Regions from separate parts of the Homo sapiens genome. Here all the other regions are linked to region 4. The links are chromatin loops, found by intact Hi-C in ENCODE. Cell type or tissue: PC-9. All regions are shown on one strand.

Region 1 (5,000 bases), 78 kb before region 4:
GCCTCATAGCCTCATTGGGAGGATAAGAAGTTAATACCAGTAAAAGAGGGGGTACCTGATGAGCCTTTGACAGCTCTGGGGTGATACCCTTCTTAGCAAACCGTGCCAGTGCTCTACCTCCAAAACAGATCAAGGATACGGCCACTTCCCACCTCCCTCACAGCTACCCTCTGGTCCAAGCCACCATCATCTCCTGCTTGGACCATTGCAGTAGACCCCGCTGGCCTCCTTCTCCAGCTCTGACCCCACAACCCCAACCTGTCCTCACACAGATCATCCATTAAAAAATAAACCAGACCATGTCCTGTCTCTGCTGAAACCCTCTAATGGCTCCCACTTCCCTCAGAGTAAAAGCTGAAGTCCTCACAGGGTCCCCTAAGGCCTGAGATGATCCATCTCCGCCCCCCACCCCCGGCCCCTGCCCTGTAGTCACCCATCACTCCTCTACCCTCAACTCCCCCTGGCCCCAGCCACACGGGGCTCCTGGCTGCTCCTCGGCCTCATCCCTCCCCTCCCCTCTCCGGACTCTGTCCTCTCTGTCCCCTCTCCCGAATCGCTCTGCCCCAAGGCCCCAGGCAGCTCCTGCACCTCCTCCCAAAATCAACAAAAGAAGGAATGGGAGCAGGCCTTCTTAGCGGAGAATACTGCTCCCATGGGGGCCAGAGCTGGCTCCCAGAGGTGAAAAGATTTTTGTCTTTATGTAAAAATGTAGATGTCCACACAGTGCATAAACCATTCTGCAGTAATTATGTAGTATTAAAATTCATAGGGGGGCAAGTAAGAAAAAATTGCCTATAAAGATTCCTTAGGGGGTGATTATGAAATAAAGCTTGAGAAACGCTGAATTAGAGGACAGTCTGCTGAAATCACAGGCTTCTCCCCTACACATTGCCAGGGCGTTGGGGAGACTGTGGAAGAGAAATCAAGATCCATGCAAGTGCCTAAAAGAATCACAGCCCTTCTTCCTGGCATTTAAAAGAGGAGAAGTAATGCCTCACTGCTTTGGGGAAACCTTTTTTTTTTTTTAAATTTCCTGCCAACGGACAGACTTACGAAGGATGATATTTGCATTTTCCTGAAGCGTCTAATTTTCCCATTTATCATTTGTCAGAGCCCGAGGCCCTTCCTCAGCGAGTGTAATGTTTGCAAACATGTAAGGATTCCTTTTACCAAAGAACGTCACAGGCTCCACATGCAAATGTGTTTGTGTTGCAGAGGCTGCTAATTTAATGCATTAATGTCACTCTGCACCATGGTGGGGTCTCAGCGTGTCCCATGTCACCATGAGCGAGCTGGTCTAAGACACAGGAACCATGGAAACCATCCCGTGCCTGGTTAGTGAGTAGATGCGCAGTGGGGTGCCGTTCACTGCCTTGAGGGTGAACGTGGACTCCAGGAGCGAGGGCCAGGCCTTCTAGAGCTCCACCCACCCTGAGATCACAGGCCTGGCTCAGGCTTGCTGGACTTGCCCAATGGGGAACTTTCAGGGGGGAATTTAACCAGCCTGAGGGGCAGGCAGAGGAGCCAGAGGCCAAAGGCACCCGTGGGGCTCCCAGGACGGCTGTGAATCCCCTTCCCCTCCCTCTCTCCATCAGCGCCTCTGTCCTTCCCACCTGCCCAGCCCAGGTGCTGGCCAAACACCGGCCTCATCCGAAAAGTCCAAATGGGCCCAGGACAGTGATTCCCAGACCCAGCTGATCCCGCAGGGAGCTTTGGGTCCTGCTGGTCCCCGGGTTCTGGTGACAAAAGGACATGCAGGAAGGCAAAGTCCCCTCTGGATTTTTCATCATGAGCCACCCTAGGTGCTGCGCACTGCCAGGCTGCCTGATTCCACCAAGAGAATCTCAGGAAATGAAAAATAAGGTTTTAGTTGTTAAATTTCAGGCGTCGGGGCTCTTTGAGAGACTGAAAACACCTGGAGGTTGGGTGCACAATGGAGAAGGGGCTGTGGGGATGTTTTCTCTTCCCAGTGGAATCCGTGATTATTTACCGAGCAGCCTGGAGAAGCCCAGTCTTCATGGAACGGAAAAGCTGAGCCGGGTTTTCATGCACAAACCGGAAGCCGGGTGGCGCCCTCACAGCAGAGCTCCTGACCTCCCTGCCTCGCACGTCCTGGCAACGGGAGGGCGGCTGCCTTGGAGACAGTTTATTGTGTGGCGAGGAGGGAGACAGGAGAGTACAAGGCAAAAAAACCCCCAACAAATGGCTACGCCTTAAAAACTAACTTTAAAATGCCCAGTTCTGGCATTTTACCAAATCAGGCAGGTTTTTTTTGGCTTTTCCCACCATGTGACTGGGTCTGCCTTGCCCTGCCCCACCCCTGCTTGGGCAATCGTGCCCCCCGCTGAGCTCAGCAGCCTGGCGTGAGGTGAGGTGTCTGTGTGGCTGCTGTTAGCAAATCCACCATTCCGGGGATCAGCGCCTGGGAGCGGCTTCCCTGAATGGTGATGTGGCTGTTCCCTAACTTGCTTCTGGCCCAGTGACCTGTGGTGGCTGTAGGAGCCGCTGCAGGGTTCGGGCAGCAGTAGTGAAGGGCTTTGCTGCTCTCTGCAGTTTCCATGTTGCCCTCCTTGTCCATTTCCTCAGCCTAAGGAGACCCGGTGGCCTGGTGGACTTGGCTTCGTTCCTTCTTTCAGCTCAGGGGGACATGCATTTTTCTCCTTTGAGTCGAATTAGCAATGAACTTCCCCTCCCCAGATGGACAGCGTGGCATCGTCAGGGCCCAGCTGCAGCTTTCCGGGCCAACGGGTCTTCGTGCATTGTCTGATTTTGTTCTGACAAGCACACGAGGCCGTGCGGTCATTATTCCCACTTTACAGATGAGGAAACACAAGGTAAGGAACTCGCCCGAGGTCACAGGGACGGCTGGATATAAAACAGACTCCTGCGTGTACAGATTTAAAGATCGGTAAGAAGAGAATTTCAAATCTCAGCCAAAGCGAAGGTCAAGTCACTGCTCTTGGGGACGTTCCCTTCACACCCCAGAACGTTCCAACATGGCCAGTGAAGACATTGTGTCCCCGTAACCCTGGGGGAGAAGAGGACGGGGCTTAATGAAAAGTAGAAAGTTTCCTCTTTCCCACTGTTGGAGATGCCGGCGTCCCCACATCACCGTCGGCGCTGCATCTGGTCCACTTCTGGGACCCATTTGGGTCCCTGGGCCGGGGCTTCCTGTGGATGAGCCGGGATCACACAGCGATGTGGGGTTGCTCAGGGCGCCCCGTTCACTCCAGAGTGACCCCTGACCCAAAGCCAGTGCTGGGTGTTTGCCGAAACTGAAACCAGGGCAGGTCTGAATCAGACCCTGCAGAACAATGAGGCCTTTTGTGCGAATGAGGCGGGGGAGGGACTGGAGGAGACCAGGAGCTTCCTGACGGGGTCCGCAGCACAGGTCACAGCGATTGAATTCAGGAGGTGACCCTCGAAGGTCAGGTCACAGCCGAGCAGCACAGGCGCTGAGCTAAGTGTCCACAAAGGAGACGAACAAAGCGGCCGCTGTGGGAACAGAGTCAGTGTCGGTCAAGGCTGAGTCCAGGAGCTCGGGTCCGCCGGGCGGCGACGGGGGCTTTGTGCTCGGTCCCCCTACAGTCAAGAGCGTCCTCAGCATTCCCTGGACATGGGTTCGTCGGTTCCCTCGTGTTTTTCTAAGAGGAAGTTTGGTGCCTCTGACCCCTCACCCTGACTGCTTTGCTGCTCCAGAGTCCCCCACATGGTCACCTGTCCCAAGTGGACGAGCTTCAGTCACTCCAGGATGATCGTGATTGTTGCCAAACCCTTGTCATGCCCATGCTGTTTTCTGGCGTTTTCTTTTAAACTAAACCGGCTCACATTTTTACTCATGGTAAAAGTAAAAAATGTGTTACCTACTTTAACGTCCTCTGTCGCCATAATGAAATCACAGGTTTGATTAATAAGTTGGAATTTTTTTTCTAATACACATTAAAGTGAATAACTATTGAAATAAAAAATGTACTCCCCCTACTTATTGATATACAAGTTCACTAGCTTGTGCAGAGGCTCCAAATACCTGCAATTTCATGAACCAGAGGTTTGCTTTTCTCCCACATGACAGCCTCGCCATCGGGGGATTGTGGGGGCTGGGGGGCGGGGGCGAGGGGCGAGCTAGTTGGGCGGCTCCCGGGGCTGATCCTCGACCTGCCCATCTTGGGCTCTGTCATTGACGGAGGCTTTTCTTGTCCACCTGGTCCAAGGAGGTGCAAGTCACATCAGGCAGGAGGGAAGAGGAAAAGGGTAAGTGGGGCGTACTCATGCATTTAAGGGTACACTGGGAAGGTACACACCAGCTGCAAGGCAGGATGGGAAATTCAGTTCCGGTCCAGGCAACTAAACTTTGGGATTTCTAATGTTAAATGAAGGGGATGAGGGGTATCAAGGGTCAGCCCGCAGCCTCTGCCCCCTCTATGTGCTCCTGGAAGTCATCTACTCTCCTACCACGGGATCCCACCAGGGCATCCCACATTTTGTGAAAATTAGCTGATTAGGAAAGCATCCTTTCTGCACTACTGTCCGGGGTGGGTGGGGGGGTTGGTTAGGAACCAGCAGTTCCCTAAGTCATGGTACCGGACCTCCCCCATCTTGGGAGAGCAAAGGCTGTCTACTGTGTCCACCAACCCTGATGCACACCCACACAGCTTTCCTGCTGCCTGTGCTGAGCCAGGCACTGTGCTTGAGATGTGCACGGTATTTGACATGGAGTCAGGGTGGGTGGTACCCAGACTCCCAAGTCACTCCGTGGTGAGACAGACTCACAGGGCTCCAAGGACAAGTCAAAATAATTTGGCCTGGCCTCTTTGTTTTAGAGGTTGGCCAACTGGTGTCAAAAGCTGGAGAGGGACTCGTTCAAGGGCATGGGGTTCTAGGTGATGGAGCCAAGAGCCACCTGGGTCCCTGGGCTCTTTCCAATGAACACCACCATGGCCTCACTGGTCCTGAATGATCCCTTTTTAAATTAAAGAGATATATGGTCACCAAATCAAACA
Region 2 (5,000 bases), 230 kb after region 4:
ATGTATTGCCTCATGCCAAGAAAAGGCCAATGACAAGCTGGCTTTGAGCATATCCAAATCCAGGGACTATGACTCTTTTTCTCTCCATCTCAGCACAACCTTCTTGACATCACCCTGAGGCACATGTGACCCCCACCCAGGGGGCTCTGAAGGTGGAGTCTTACACCTTCCATCCTTCCTCCCCTAGCAAGGCCCAGGGTGAGCTTTGATTGGGTCTGACTGGGTCACATGCCATTCCTGAGCCAATCATTGTGGCCAGAGGGATGTGGCGCCTCATTGGTCAAACCGGAGCCACATGATCATTTCTGGAGCTGTGCTGAGACCAGCAAAGCCATGGTTCCCTGAGCAAGCTCAGAGCATGGCCCCAGAAGTGTGGGGTGAAGGCTGGGCAGGCACAAGACATCTGCCAACCACACGTCCATCCAGACAAACAACTCATCAGCCTCCAGAGTCAACCTGAAGTCATTGCACACCTTAGCCCTGTTGGCCTTTGGGTGCTGGGCCTCATTGCCCCATCTCTGTCCCCAACCACAAACACAGGGTACCCCCTGAGCCTCTGCTTCCAGAGCTTGACTTTGCCCACATCCCTCCCTTTCACCCCTCTTCAGTTCCAACTCCTGGGAATGTCCCACGTGCCCCCTTCTGACCCCACCTCACTCTGCTTTCTTCTCCGATGTCCTGATTGGGTTTCCAGCTGCGTCACAGTTCAAGCATCTGAGCTCCCTAAACCATGTGTCTGTCGTCTTGGACATCAGCTTGCGGAGGGCCAGTGAGCACGTGGGTAAGAACCGCCTGCTGAGAGCAGCCCTGCTCCCTTGCCCGCATCAGGAAATACCAAACATGAACCCACCATTTTTTTTCAATCATTAAGTGGCATTGGGTCAAAAGCAATAAAACTCTGACGCAATCCAAGTTTTCATGGGAACGAAACGCAATGGTGACTCGCATGTATGGATGTATTGTGTAAGTGTGTAAGTTTGAAATAAAATGCGAGGTTATTGTTTCAGTCAGATCACACATTTTTATCGGCATTGGAAATGTAGTCTGATACTACTCACATTAAACAGACATGCACACACAAATAATACTTTATATTTTCTGTGGGTAGATCACATTGTCATTATAGCTAACATTTTTGTGTATGATTTAAGTCTCATGACAATGCCATGAGCAAAGCACTGTTTCTGTTTTCATTTAACAAACAAGGAAACTGAAATACAGTCAAATTAAGTGACTTGTCCACAATCAGATGATCAAACAGTGAAGTCAGGTGTGTAGTCGAATTAACCTTTTTCTTCTCAGTGAAGGTGGGGGTGGCCAGTGACATGAAAGAGGAAGTGATAGGTGTCACTTTGGGGTTGATATCTTTAAGAAGCAGTGTTTTGTTGTTGTTGTTGTTTTCTAGGCTTTCCTCCTTTTTCCAGATTCTTGATGGTGGAGGAACTGCTATCACAGGTATATGAGGGTTTACTTCAGCAGGTAATACATTTTATTGCTTTAAGCTTTTGAGACTTGAACTAATACATTAAGACATTAATAAGTTAGGGCATTCTAGATATCTGTGTGTTCTTGATGGCTAATGATTAAGAATTAAAATTTTATTTCACATTTAGAAAATGTGGGCTTTACTGGGCTTGGTGGCGTGCACCTGTAGTCCCAGCTACTCTGGAGGCTGAGGCAGGAGAATGGCATGAACCTGGGAGGTGGAGCGAGATGGCGCCACTGCACTCCAGCCTGGGTGACAGAGCAAGACTCTGTTTCCATAAAAAAAAAAAAAAAAAAAAAAAAAAACACAAAATGTGGGCTTTAAATCTTTTTAAAAAGTTATACAGATGTTTATTATTCTATTTATTGTTCTATTATTTTAACATCTCTGATATTTTTAAGGTAAAATATACAGCCATATCTCCTTAGGTAGAAATACTGAATGTAATTTTTCTTAGTTGTTCTTTTCAAAAATATTTTTTTATTATCAAAGGATTTCTGGAACTTACTCTATGCCAGGAACTATTTTAAATGTTTTACAGATATTAACTTCTTTAAACTTGACACTAACCCTTTGAGTCAGGTTTTATACTTAACTTTCCCATAGTTAGTGAGTAATGAGGCTAGTATTTGACCCCAGGCAGTTTGTTCCAGAAATCTGCCTTTAGCATCTATTCTGTCTTCACTCTTCAGGCCTCAGAGACTTCAAGAGGAGCTTGGCACATAATAGGCCCTCAGTAAATGTGTTGAATGCATGAGTGAATGAATGTATGAATTCCACTTCACAAAGGGCCATCGTTACATTATTTCGTTGGAATACCACCCCAATCCATTGCCATGCGTGTTATTTCTATCCTCGTGTCACAGAAAGGAAACAGAATCTGGCAGAGTGAAAGGCAATGTGACCCAAGAAGGTGGAGAACTACTGTCCCAGGCCTTAAAACCAATAAAAGCAAAGAAAAGGGTATATTTTCCCTTGGAGGGAACGGGTGATCCTGTTCCTTCCTCTGAGATGACACAAACGTGGATGTCTGCATTGAACATGTATTTCCTTGCTCTTTCTTGTTGCTTGAGGAATATTCTATGCTCTCTCTGTGATAATAAGGCATAGAGGAGGCCTGGAACAGCCTGTTCTGGGCCCCTGCCTGCTTTAGGAAAGAGTGGCCCCCTAGCAGGGAGAGTTGTTGCAAAGGTTGCATGAGGTAGCATGCACTGCACAAGCTTAGAACAGAACCTGGAACACAGTAAGTGTGCAAAAAGTTTTTGCTCATGAAAGAATAAATAAAAGAATTCAAATGCAATACAAAAGTTCTTTATACTGTAGGATTAGACTACACCAAAACAAAATTTAGGTATATTTTTCCTCAACTTCCTCGAAATAGACATGATTCTCTCAGAGCAACTCCAGCCCTATTGTTCTGTATAAGTGGTGGAATTCCAGCCACTGGCATCATCAGAAGAGTTTTATTGTGTTTTCTGCAGAGGCTGCTGGATGCAGAGTTCAGTGTGTGGCTTCTAGAGCCAGATACCTGGGTTCGAATCCTGTCTTGGCTACTAACTGTAAAACCTCGGGTAAAATACTTAGCTCAGTTTCCTCATTGTGAAATAAAGATAGTCATGCTATGAGGACTAAAGTAAATATCTGTAAGATATTTGGACTGAAGCTGGAACATCTATCCAAGTTACCATTAACAGAGTTGGCTTTGTATTTTAAAATGCTTTGCAAACTGTCAAGTCTTGGCGGAAGTGTGTTGTTGGTTTTATTCTTATTCCATCCTTGTGAGTTTATGCAGATAGGACAATCATTATCAGCAAAGACAGGTCATGTTTTCCTTGTTGGTTTCCTGGCCTCACATATTTGTGTAATCCAGATTTCTCCAAGAGACATCAAGCCAGACCCTCCCCATTTTCTCCCTGCCTAATAGGAAGTTCAGTCTTTTCATGGGTTCCTAACCCCAGACGACGTCACAGAGCTTCTCTGTGATCCGCCCTCCCCAGGCTCCAGCCTGCCATCCCTGGTGCTATCCCTATCTAGTTTCCCTCATGAAGCAATGACCACAACAGTTCCAACCCCGTTACCTACACAACATGCATGCTTCTTTATGCAGAGTGTCCGTGGGGCTTAGACCTCATTCAAGCTGACGGAGCTATCAGCAGAGACAGGGCCAGTTCCTGGGTCTCCCATCTTCCTAGGGCTGCACTCTACAAAACACAGTCAGCATTCCAAGAAGAGTCCTGACATAATGGGAGAGGCACTGCATGGCCCTCACTCATTCGGCCAGTCATGTATTCACTAATTATTCAACAAATAGTTACGATGCTTGCTGTGTGCCAGGCACTGTTCCAGGTAAGAGGACATTGGCACTGCATTATGTAAAAGGAAAGGAAAAAAAACTGGCTGATTTCTTCTGGAAAATATGTTTGTTCCATACTGCGAAAGCATTAGTGGCTCCAGAATTTTTTACAGGAGGGTCTCAGATGTGGCAATGTTCTGGAAGGAGGAATGATGGGAACATAGAGTACTCATGCATATCTGCTCCTCCCCTCCTTCTGGGAACAGAACACCTCCTGTATTAGTCTGTTCTCACGCTGCTAATAAAGACATACCTGAGACTGGGTAATTTATAAAGGAAAGAGGTTTAATGGACTCACAGTTCCACATGACTGGGGAGGCCTCACAATTGTGGCGGAAGGTGAATGAGGGGCAAAGTCACATCTTACATGGCGGCAGGCAAGAAAGCTTGTGCAGGGGAACTCCCCTTTATAAAACCATCAGATCTCATGAGACATATTCACTACCATGAGAACAGTGTGAGGGAAACTGCCCCGATGACTTAATTCTCTCCACCTGGCCCGCCCTTGACACTTGGGGATTATTACAATTCAAGGTGAGATTTGGGTGGGGACACATCCAAACCATATCACCTCCCCTCCCCTTGAAGTTAGGTGGGGTCATGGGGCATGTTCTAGGCAACTGTTGTGGATGGAAGAAGATGAAGGTTTCACTTCAGAGTGAAGCGTTTCTGGGGCTCCCTTACCTGCACCATGATGGTGCCAGAGCTGTGAGGTGGACACTGCAGGATAGAGGCCACCTGGATGGCTGAGTCCACATGGAGGATGCTGCCCACGAGAGTCATCTGGACCCGCAATTGCTTTTTTGTGAAAAAGAGAAAGAAATGTTGCCGTGATTTCTGCAATTTGGCTGCAATTTGGGGGTTATTTGTTATTAGAGCATTGCCCAGTCTTTCCTGACTGATATGGGATCGGGAGAAAGGTTAGGATACTGGTCTTGAAGCTGAATTTGCAGAGTGTCACACTTTCTAATTGGAATGTAGGTCCCCTATAAGCAGCAGCAAAACAGTTTCCTAGAGATTTTATTACATAACTTTGCTTGTATATTTTTCTTAGTACCCTGCATGGCAGCATATAGAGAGAGCACTGCCTGGGGTTATGAGTGGACTAAAGCTTCTCTTTCCAAGTCATGCCTTGGAAACACTATTAATTAAAATATAATA
Region 3 (5,000 bases), 240 kb after region 4:
AGATAACAAGCCTGCGGCAGAGGCAGAAGATCAAGTACCAAGAAGGAGGGAAAGATTTATGTGGCCCTAAGTCAACAAGAAAAACCACAGTGAGAATCGAAGTGTCAGCGTCTGCAAAGAAGATTCCCTCAGAGCTGTTCTTTCTGCTTCCAGATGAATGGAAGTGAGAAAAGTATATCTATTAAAATGCGTGTGGCTGTCAGCAACCAAAGACTTGATTAACAGACTTGAAGAATCATATAGATTGTCCCCTATAACAGAGGGGATGAAGAATGCAGCTCAACCATATCTGTCTCTCTGCTCTGCCTTCCTTAGCAGATTGACTTGTTCTTAAGCATGGCTCCTCATGCTCACAGAAAGGCTGCTTCGGTTCCAGCATGTTGTTCTCAACCAATTATTTTCAAAGGCAGGAAGGAGAGTTTCTTCTTGTGCCTCCGTTGCATTACGAAACAAAATTTTTCCTTGAACTCTTCCCACCTCAGAATATTGACTCTCTCGTTGCATTGGTCAGGTTTGGGTCCCATGGCTGCTTCTGGATGCAAAGGAGGCTGAGCAAGAAGCATTTGGTATATTTGGGCTCTAGAGGAAGAGAAGCAAGCACCATGCAAGACAGAGATAGGGGGCTGGGGCTGTAGCGGGCCACATTGGGGGTGACCCTTAGCTCCCGCCTCGTAAAGACAGCTAAAGCCTTCTGTCCAGTTTTATTTTGTTTTTTTCTCCTGGGGGCTACTTGGCCATTTGGACAGGATTGTGTGTCATACATTACCATCCCTGAACCCTTACACTAAATTCTAGAAATGACACCCACCATGAGTTATTGTGACAATGCAAAACTCTAGATGTTTTTAAATTAGCAGAACTGTCCCCCGTCTACATCAAAGATTCTTAAAATATGTGAATTTTGTTCAGGCCGGTGTGGTGGCTCACACCTGCAATCTTAGCACTTTGGGAAGCTGAGGTGGGAGGATTGCTTAACTCCAGGAGTTGGAGACCAGCCTGGGCAACATAGTGAGACTGTCTTTACAAGAAATCAAAAAATTAGCCAGACATGGTGGCGTGTACCTGTGGTCCCAGCTACTCAGGAGACTGAGGTGGGAGGATCACCTGAGCCCTGGAGGTTGAGGGTGCAGTGAGCTGTGATCGCTCCACTGCACTCCGGCCTGAGTGACAGAGAGAGAGCAGGAGAGAGAGAGAGAGAGAGGCTCCTGGATTGAGGGGAGGGTTTCAGGGGGTGTAATATATTTAATGTATCACATGGAGCACCCACCCCCAGTTTCAACCAGAGCAACTGGGTTTCTAGCCAGTTTTACAAATTGAGATTTTATAAAAGGTTCTCTTTGCAGAAAATATTAATATTTGGAAATAGTTGAAAATGACTATTTGAGTCTCAGCTGGAGTTGGGTGAATTCAAACTGTCTTTTTCAGGAGAACAATCAGTCAACATGGTTATTTTACCCAGCAAATATGTCAGACTAAATTTTTGATAGTTGATAGAATAAATTGTGGCTAGTTGACAGATTGCATTTTCTTCTGTTTCTTACTTTCAGGGGGCATCTGTTTTTCAGATTCAGCTTTTATTCTCACCAGAAATGGATCTTAGAAACCCTTTTGTGTGCTGGCCTTAGAGTCATGGAAAACGCTCCAGGCAAAGTAATCCTGGCTGGTGGCCAGATTGTTTCTTTTTGTTTGGGTGTTTAACAAATTTTTTCTTCTAATTCACGCATCTATGGTGTGTTAAGGAAAATGGGATAATTTAGGTTGTGTTTTTTTCTTCTTCTTCCTTTAGAATGGAAAAATAAAACTTGGCTAGAGTTGACTGTCTCCTAATCCCCAATAGGAACCTGACATTTTTATGTTGCTTTTTCACCCTCTCCAACCTGGCCTGAGGTGCAGGTGGGGAGCTGCTGGTAGAGTGTTACCATAATCCCACCCAGCATGACAGAGACCTGCCTGAGGGCTTCAGGGGAGACTGAAGAGTCCCAAACACATCTCTTGTCTAGGGTGATGAAAAGCTGATCTGGGCTTGGTACCAAATATTACTTATCAGATTCCAAGTGGCATTGTCTTCATGGAACCTGGTCCTGCCGGAGTGCTTGTTGAGGGTGGGCTCCATCCAGAGAGCAGGAGGGGCATCTGGGCACCGGGCAAGGTGGATTCAGGACCCCCGGTGCAGGTCCTAGCTGTGACCACTGTTTGGTTCTGGCAAAGACCAGGGCACTATGGAGATGGGGAAACAGAAAAGAAAATGATTCATCTGGCTGGGAGCCCAGAAAATGTATGCTAATGCCTTTGTAAGGCAAAAATAAGATTATAAAGAGACATTGCAGAAAACAAAAAAAGCCCAACCTCAATCCATTAACATGGAAACTAATAATGTGCTGAGATTCAAAGAGTCAGAGAGAGAACCATGACATGAGTCAAGTTGTTTTTGAAGTCAATTCTTGCCTGTCCACATCCCATTCTCCTTCTTGGTAGACATTGCTAGAACTCACAAATAACCCTAGCCTCCTACTTCTTCCAGGCCCACAGGACACATACCCTCCTCTAACCCCTTAAAGTCATGAATAGGCATGTGACCTCTCTCAGCCATTGAAATCTGAGAGAAAGCAACAGGTGCTATTTCCTTATGATTACAATTTTATCATTCAGGATACAGATCAGGACCAGCCAAATGAAGAGACTTACAGCACAAGGTCTCAGAGGGTCTACAACATGAAGCTTCTGTGCCCTCTCCATGGAACCAGGGCACTCACCTGCCTGGCACATCCAACCAGGAAGTTCCACTGAGCTGCTAACAGGTGCTAGTTCTAAGGAGAAGCATTTAAGAACTGCAGTGTGATTGGCTATGCTGTTTTTATGCTGTGGTAGTCTTGGGAGCATGCATTGAGACGGTACAGCCTCCAGCAGACTGGATCACGGAATGACTATGATGAAGGGAGCCCTCCACAAAGAACCCACATTGGATATAAAGTGTAAGTGGGTTTTAAAACATTTGTTGTGTTTGGCCCTAGAGATTTGGGTCTTATTTGTTACTGCAACCTAACCTTGTCCATCCTGATTGATATGCTCAACATCTTCCACCACAATATCCCATATCTGGACACATTAGAGGCTCATGACTTCTTCTAAACCTACATCCCAAAGATTATCAGTTCTCAACTTCCTCCAGGCAAAAGAAACAGAATTGTTAGATGAGATAGCTGTTGACTTCAGCACATCAGGAATTGCTGCTCCAATACTGAATCTGATGAAAAAGAAAGGAGAATTTAAAAGTGCAGACATTGGAGAAAAACGCTTTAATGGTTATGTCAAAGGAGATTCAACTCAGAAACAGAAATAAAGTTGATCCTTAAACAACACAGATTTTAACTGCATGGCTCCAATTATACACAGTTCTTCCACTTCTGCCACCCCTGAAACAGCTCCACCTCTTCCTCCTGTTCCTCAGCCTACTCAACATGAAGATGACAAGGATGGAGACCTTCATAATGATCCACCTCCACTTAATGAATAGTAAATATATTTTCTCTTTCTTATGATTTTCTTCATAACATTTTTTCTCCAGCTTACTTTATTGTAAGAATATAGTATATAATACATATAACATACAAAATATGTGTTAATCAATTGTACATGTCATCAGTCAAGCTTCTGGTCAGCAGGAGGCTATTAATAGTTTAGTCTGGGGGAAGTCAGAGTTCTACACAGATTGACTGTGTGGGGGTCATCCATGCCCCTAATGCCCACATTGTTCAAGGGTCAACTGTAGTCTGGTGACAGGTGGGAGTGAACCTGTGGGACTTGGGTGGTGATGCTATTTGGGATTACCTGAGCTCAATAATTATTGTCACCTCCATTGTGAGTATCTTAAATCTATTAAGAAGTGAGAGGAGAAAAGTATGTTGTAACAAGAGGCTGGACAACATGTTGCACCCACAGCTACCGAAATCAAAAGGCTCCAGCTGCTTTTATTCCTATAAAGGATGAGATGTGGGCTGGGTGTGGTGGCTCACACCTGTAATCCCAGCATTTTGGAGAGGTCAAGGTGGATTGACCACTTGAGCCCAGGAGTTCAAGTCCAGCCTGGATAACATGGCAAAACCTCATCTCTACAAAATAATACAAAAATTAGCTGGGCGTGGTAGTGCCTGCCTGTAGTTCCAACTACTCAGGAGGCTGAGGCAGGAGAATTACCTGAGCCCAAGAGGTTGAATCTGCAGTGAGCCCTGATTGCACCACTGCACTACAGCCTGGGCGACAGAGCAAGACCCTGTCTCAAAAAAAGTAATGAGCTGTGAAGATATGTAAAAAGGTTGGCAAACTGCAAGTATAAAACACCAAAATCAATTTCATTTTATTTAAAAAAAAAACTTGGCTCAGTGTAGTAGACAAGTGTTGATTTTGGCCCACATACACACACACACACACACAAACATTATTTTTAGTAACAAAATATTCCCCATATATTTTCCAGGAGACCACCCCCTATCCTGCCATTTCAAGCCAAGAGAAATAAAAACATATGTCCAAATAAATATGTGTCTATGAATGTTACAGCAGCATTATTCATAATAGCCAAGAAGTGGAAACAGCCCAAACCTCCATCAATTAGTGAATGAATAAAAAAACAAACAGAACTGTGGTGTATCTATATTATGAGCTATTATTCAACAACAAAAATAAACACACTAAGATACACACCATGACCTGAATGAATCTCACAGACATTATGCTAAGCAAGAAAAGCTAGAAAATAAAACTAATAAATAATAAATAATGTTTGTAAAAAAGAAAGAAAATCAAGTTTAACAAGTCACAGACTTATGACTCCATTTATAATGACATTTTCGAAATGAAAACTATAGGGATTAGGGATCAGATTAGTGGTTGCCAACAGCTGGGGAGAGAAGATTGCCTACCAAGGGGCCACATGAAGAAATTGTGAGGGTAATGCAGCTGTTTTGCATCGTGATTTTGGTGGCGGAGAGGCCAATCAACAC
Region 4 (5,000 bases):
GAGAGATACCTCTAAAATAGGGAAATAGAAGAAATTGCAGTCTGTCAATTATTCACAGTTTAGTCTAACAACTATCTAAAATGTAGCCAGAGACAGTGTGGGGAGCAGATTTTAAAAAGGGCTCCCAATGGTCCCCACTTCCTGGTATCTGTGCCCTTGTGTGATCCCTTCTCGTTGAATGTGGGCTAGACCTAGGGACTTGCTTCAAACAAATAGAATATGGGAAAAATGATGGGGTGCTACTTTCGAAATTAGGGTAGAAAAAAGACTGATGTAATGTCTTATTCTCCCCATCACCGGCTTGCTCTGGGGGAGCCAGATGCCAAGTGCTGAGCTCCCCATGGGGTGAGAATCAAGGGAGGCCTCCAGCCAACAGCCACAAAGAACCAAAGGCCTCAGGTCCGCTGTCTTGAGGAACTAAATCCTGCCAAAGACCACTTGAATAAGTTCAAAAGCAGGTCCTCCAGCCCCAGGTGAGTCTTAGGATGAAACCACAGCCCCAGCTGATACTGTTTGCAGCCTTGAGAGCTAGAGAACTCAGCCAAGCCACATCCAGTTTCCTGAACCACGAAACTGCTAGATGACAAATACATGTTTCTTTGAGCCACTAAAATGTGGGGTTGCTTGCTATCTAGCAATAGATAACTAATGCCCATGGCTAAAGTGGGTGGGCATACAAGCCTGCCCAGGGCAATACTATTTGACCAAATTTTCCTGCTGAAATTTCTTTGACGGTTTTGAAACCAGATGATCCCAGCTTAGACTGAAGCAGCCATTCTCAAATGTTTAGGTGTGAAGACTTCATTCAAATGGAACCTTATGGAAAAGTTCTATTTGTCAAACAGATCAAAAACAAGCTGCTCTGGCTGAACTGGCGGTGAGGGCTCCATTAGACACCCAGCTCTGACTAACGTCCCCAGAGGAACCTTCTGTCCACCTTAAAAATTCCGTAGGAACCATTGGTCTAGCTGGTTGGGGCAGGCCTGCCCCAAGAATACTCAGTGATAGGAGGTGTCATCAATGACTGACTTTAAGAAAAAGCAATTTTCCCCCTGCCCTCACCACGAGTATAGACTTGGGTGAGCCCCAGGTTAAGGCAAGGAGGATGGAAAGCTTCTGCAGCGTCTGCTGCAGGGCCTTTCTCCTTCCTCCCAGCTCTCCCTGTTCTGTCCCTACCCTGAGCTCTGCTGTTCCCCAGAGACATGCCTCCATCAGCCAGCCAGAAGCCCCTGCTGAAGGTGGACTGGTATGGCTCATTCAGCCATCCTGCCTAGAAGTTGCTCAGTTATAAAAGGGAAAGAAGGAAAACCAAAAAGGAAGGAATCTCCAATGCTGGAGTTTCATACTCAGGGCAGGCTGGTGGGGAGATGGGCAGCCTTGCTCCATGCTGGTCACTGTGAGAGAGGCCTGGAGTGTTCTGCTGCCCCGAGGTGCAGAGATGGAGATGGGGCAGAGGCACTGGGTCCCCAGCCATGCCTCTCTCTGTAGTCATGAGCTTCTCACCTCCTGCTGCACAGACCTGTGGTTCCACTCAGATCCCAGCACAGAATTGCACCTGACATTGGGTCTCCTGGTTCTCGGCAGCTGGATCTGGTTCTGTCCCTGTGGGGAGGTGGCTGCACCTGCAGGTCCTCCCGGGATCCTGACTGATGCACAATAGACAAATCACCATGTGAGGAAACGCTTCAGGGAGGAGGGCGTCTCCACTCCCCAACAACCCAGCAAGACAAATCCAAAGGGATCCAGGAGAACGGAGCTAGCAGGAGCCTGCTGCTAAGGAGAACGAGTCGAGTGTTCTCATGTTTCTGAGGTTATCTAACAAGATGCACAGACTCACGTGGGACAGACATCATTTCAGGGCAAAGATGATACGCTGAGTGTGGGTTGGGTATTTGTGGCTTGAATTTTCAAAAGCATTTTAGGTGCATAGAAAACTATTCTGCAACAAACCATTTCACAAAGGATATCAAACTTTACAAGCACAGTGGAAGCTTCTAGTGTAACTCTCCACCATCATGTTTGCCTCCCTCCCTCTGAGAATCACACCTGAACTTTAGGTTTACTATGCTCGTGTATTTCACTTTCACTGCATTTTCATGTATGACCACTTTTCCAGTTTATTTTAACCTCTGTAGAGTACTCCACGCCATGAGCTCCAGCTGGTGGACATCCGGGCTGGCTCTGTGTTTTTCATGATCACAGACAAACAAAGCTGCCATGAATGTTCCAGTGCCTGGGTGCATGTGACACACTTGGGGCCAATGAGATGCAACAGGCCTTTTATTGTGGCTTCTGAGAGCAGCAGAGGCTCTTTTCTGCCGGGCTGAATCTGTCCTCAGCCATGACAGGAGATACTCTCTAAGAATGGTCCTGAGAGGGAAAAAGAAGAGCCAAGAGGCCAGGAGACACTCGTCCGGACCTGATGACATCATTGCAGCCTCTAGATCCAGCTGTGCCTGCAACGAACAAGGCATTCCTGGCACATTTTAGTCACCTGATGTAATAAAATTCTTTCATTTAAAGCTATTTAACTCGTTTTCTGTTGCATGCAACCAAGAGTGCTGACTGATTAAATCTTCCAATTATATGATGTTTTTACTTTAAAAGGAGTATTCAGTGCCTTCACCTGAAAGGAGCAATAATGGTAGTATTGAAGGCACACAGCAGTCCAGTGGTACTTAGAGGGTCCCTAAAATTATACTGTGTGGCCGGTTACTACTCAGTCCTTAGATTCAGCTGGTTCAGCAAGAAGAGTCATCAAGCTATCAGCTCTCTTCCCTCCTTTCTCCTGAAGGTGTCCTTCTTTACCTTTAAGACAGAGCACCCAACTAGCTTTGGCTGTTTTCAATTAGGCCTTCAGCTAAGAAATGGAAGGAAAATTTAAGGCCAGAATCATCGGAATGCGATGACGTGTACTTTCAAAAATTTTCCAGGAGGAGCCGACCTCATTCAGGACTTTGATGCTGGATTGAGTGCTCTGGTTCCACTCAAAGCTTAAGAATGCTTGACCTCTGATCTGTTAAGGCCTCAGACAAAGGGCAGACAATTACATGCAGGGAGAGAAAAATAGTTTTCTGGTTACAAAGATAATTTTTAATTGTTCTGCAATTGATGATTATCTAAATTTGAGTTTTGGTGTTTTTTTGTTGTTGTTGTCAACGTAAAGGAGTGAAGGATCCCACCAGCCTTCAGGCCTTGCTATTTAAGCAGGATGAACTAACACCTGCAGAATAATATCTGCATCTGTCACTGCTTAGTTGGATTTCAGGCCATGTCCTTTCGTCTTGCTAATCAGTTTTCCTGATTTCCTGGACTAATAACTCTTTCTCTGGTCTCCATTAGCTGCACATGCCATTTCTCTTGTAAAGACCTTTAAGTTTATGTTCTTATTTAAAGCAACGTTTGATGGACACCAGGCTTGCTTATTGAGTGTGTCTCTGACCCTAGGTCAAAGCAGAAAATGGGATTTTTGAGAAATGTCACTGAGGTCATGGTCGCCAGGATCAGCATAGTGAGCACAGACCCAGGGCTCAGAGGGCTACAGCAGGCAGCAGGAAACATCGTGGTGGTAAACTCCCGGGTCCTGTCTGAAGTCAAGTACCAAGGAGAGAGAATGGAAGCTTGGCAGTTCACTGAATTTATTCCAGAAGGCGAAGCTTGCACCTTCTCCTTGGTATTTGACTTCAGATAGAACCCAGGAGTTTACCACCACAATTCAGAGCTGACGAAGGACTGAGTTTTTCTAGATGAAAAAAAAAAAAGTTACCAAAGTGATTTGCACATTGTAGAACATTTCAATTCACAGATTTAACATCAGAGGCTTTAATGATTTGTAAATGACTCTGTGTGTTAATTGGGATGGCTTATGGGCAGTTAAAAGATCCCCAAATCTCAGCAGCTTAAAATAAGAAACAGCTAATTCTCTCAAATGCTATGTTTCCCTTCTGTGAATACAGTGGTGTCTGCACATTGTATTTGCTCAGGGCCCCAGCCTTCATCTTGACACATTTCTAGAAAATCACCATGACAGGTGGAAGCTAAAGTGGTTTAATGAACATTGGCTCAAAAATGATACACGCTGCTTCCACTCACATGTCTTAGACAACACCAGTCACATGACTGCACCAAACGGCAAGGTGGCAGGGAAGTGCAATTCTACCAAAAGGCAGGAAGGAAGCCCTTACATATTTAGCAAATAGCACTGATGGCCACCATACCCCATCACATGCAGCCATGCCAAGCTTGGCTGAGTCATGAATTTGATTCCCATGCGGTCAAGCTCGGGGGTGGAACAAGACCTCTCGCCTGGTGATGAAGGCTGGCCTCCCACTCAGTATTTGCAACCCAGAAAGGTTTGGACATGTCTCTCATCCATGTTGTGTTCAAATAGATAAGAAATTGATTAAAAATTCAGATTCTTGGTGAACGATGATCTCTGAGCAGAAATCCAAATTTCCGTATTAGAAATGGAGAAATCTAAAAAAAAAAAAAAAAAAAAAAAAAAAAAAAAAAAAAAAAAATTCAATGGTCTTAGCCAGAAAAACAAAACTGTAAAATGTGAATGTAACCAAGATTAATGAAATGGATGAGACCGCATTATATGCTGAATGGAAGCTTAAAAAACCATTTATGAGACTGTTTTGGTGGGGCTGCAGCCTGTGAAATCGCTGCATTTTATGTGAGATGTAATGTAGACCACAGAACTGTTCACAGAGAGTTCCCAGTGGTCCCTGGAGCTGGAGTCCAACCGCACATGGAAAGAGTGTCTGCACGGTTGGAAGGCCTGGATGCTAAAGTCAAACATAGCTGGTGAATGCTCTTCTGCTCCTGTGGTCTCTGAATATATATGAGACAGGGAGAGAGAGACAGAGAGAGAGAGAGAGAGAGAGAGTGTGTGTGTGTGTGTGTGTGTGTGTGTGTATATGCAGTTGTCCCTCAGTATCCATGGGGGATTGGTTCCAGGACCTCGCTTGGATACCAAAATCCATGAGTGCTCAAAT

What was found. Hi-C counts contacts between places; a loop is a spot of excess contacts. Peaks named below come from ENCODE experiments on the same cell type or tissue, not always from the same donor. Only the 100,000 strongest peaks of a DNase experiment are listed, where the experiment ranks them.
Region 1: a loop joins it to region 4, with 7 times the contacts of the local background. A loop is called at or near these places in 4 of 110 quality-filtered maps.
Region 2: a loop joins it to region 4, with 4 times the contacts of the local background. A loop is called at or near these places in 2 of 110 quality-filtered maps.
Region 3: a loop joins it to region 4, with 14 times the contacts of the local background. A loop is called at or near these places in 2 of 110 quality-filtered maps.

Annotation. Positions count from the first base shown.
Region 1 is chr20:48,371,603-48,376,602 of GRCh38, reverse strand. No RefSeq gene overlaps it. Among named protein-coding and RNA genes, the nearest start is that of LINC00494, 14 kb to the right of the region's middle. In PC-9, CTCF peaks have their summits at 1,833 and 2,043; DNase peaks (open chromatin) are centred at 1,392, 2,242, 2,312, 3,342 and 1 weaker place; H3K4me3 peaks cover 2,821 bases; H3K27ac peaks cover 4,060 bases.
Region 2 is chr20:48,062,293-48,067,292 of GRCh38, reverse strand. LOC105372639 (a long non-coding RNA gene) reads right to left here. Exons shown (of 3, transcript XR_936800.3): 2 at 4,524-4,637; 3 at 1,002-3,687. It overlaps LOC124904923 (a long non-coding RNA gene), which reads left to right and starts at 1,406. Exons shown (of 3, transcript XR_007067632.1): 1 at 1,406-1,479. RefSeq lists an enhancer at 3,798-3,967. In PC-9, no CTCF peak of the experiment used is centred here; DNase peaks (open chromatin) are centred at 912, 1,222 and 2,122; H3K27ac peaks cover 3,302 bases.
Region 3 is chr20:48,049,294-48,054,293 of GRCh38, reverse strand. All of the region lies in intron 1 of LOC105372639 (a long non-coding RNA gene), which reads right to left. Among named protein-coding and RNA genes, the nearest start is that of LINC01522, 62 kb to the right of the region's middle. In PC-9, no CTCF peak of the experiment used is centred here; DNase peaks (open chromatin) are centred at 1,663 and 2,293; H3K27ac peaks cover 2,341 bases.
Region 4 is chr20:48,293,593-48,298,592 of GRCh38, reverse strand. No RefSeq gene overlaps it. Among named protein-coding and RNA genes, the nearest start is that of LINC00494, 64 kb to the left of the region's middle. RefSeq lists enhancers at 1,711-2,455, 2,456-3,199, 3,200-3,945. In PC-9, CTCF peaks have their summits at 2,563 and 2,763; DNase peaks (open chromatin) are centred at 2,502 and 2,942; H3K27ac peaks cover 2,754 bases.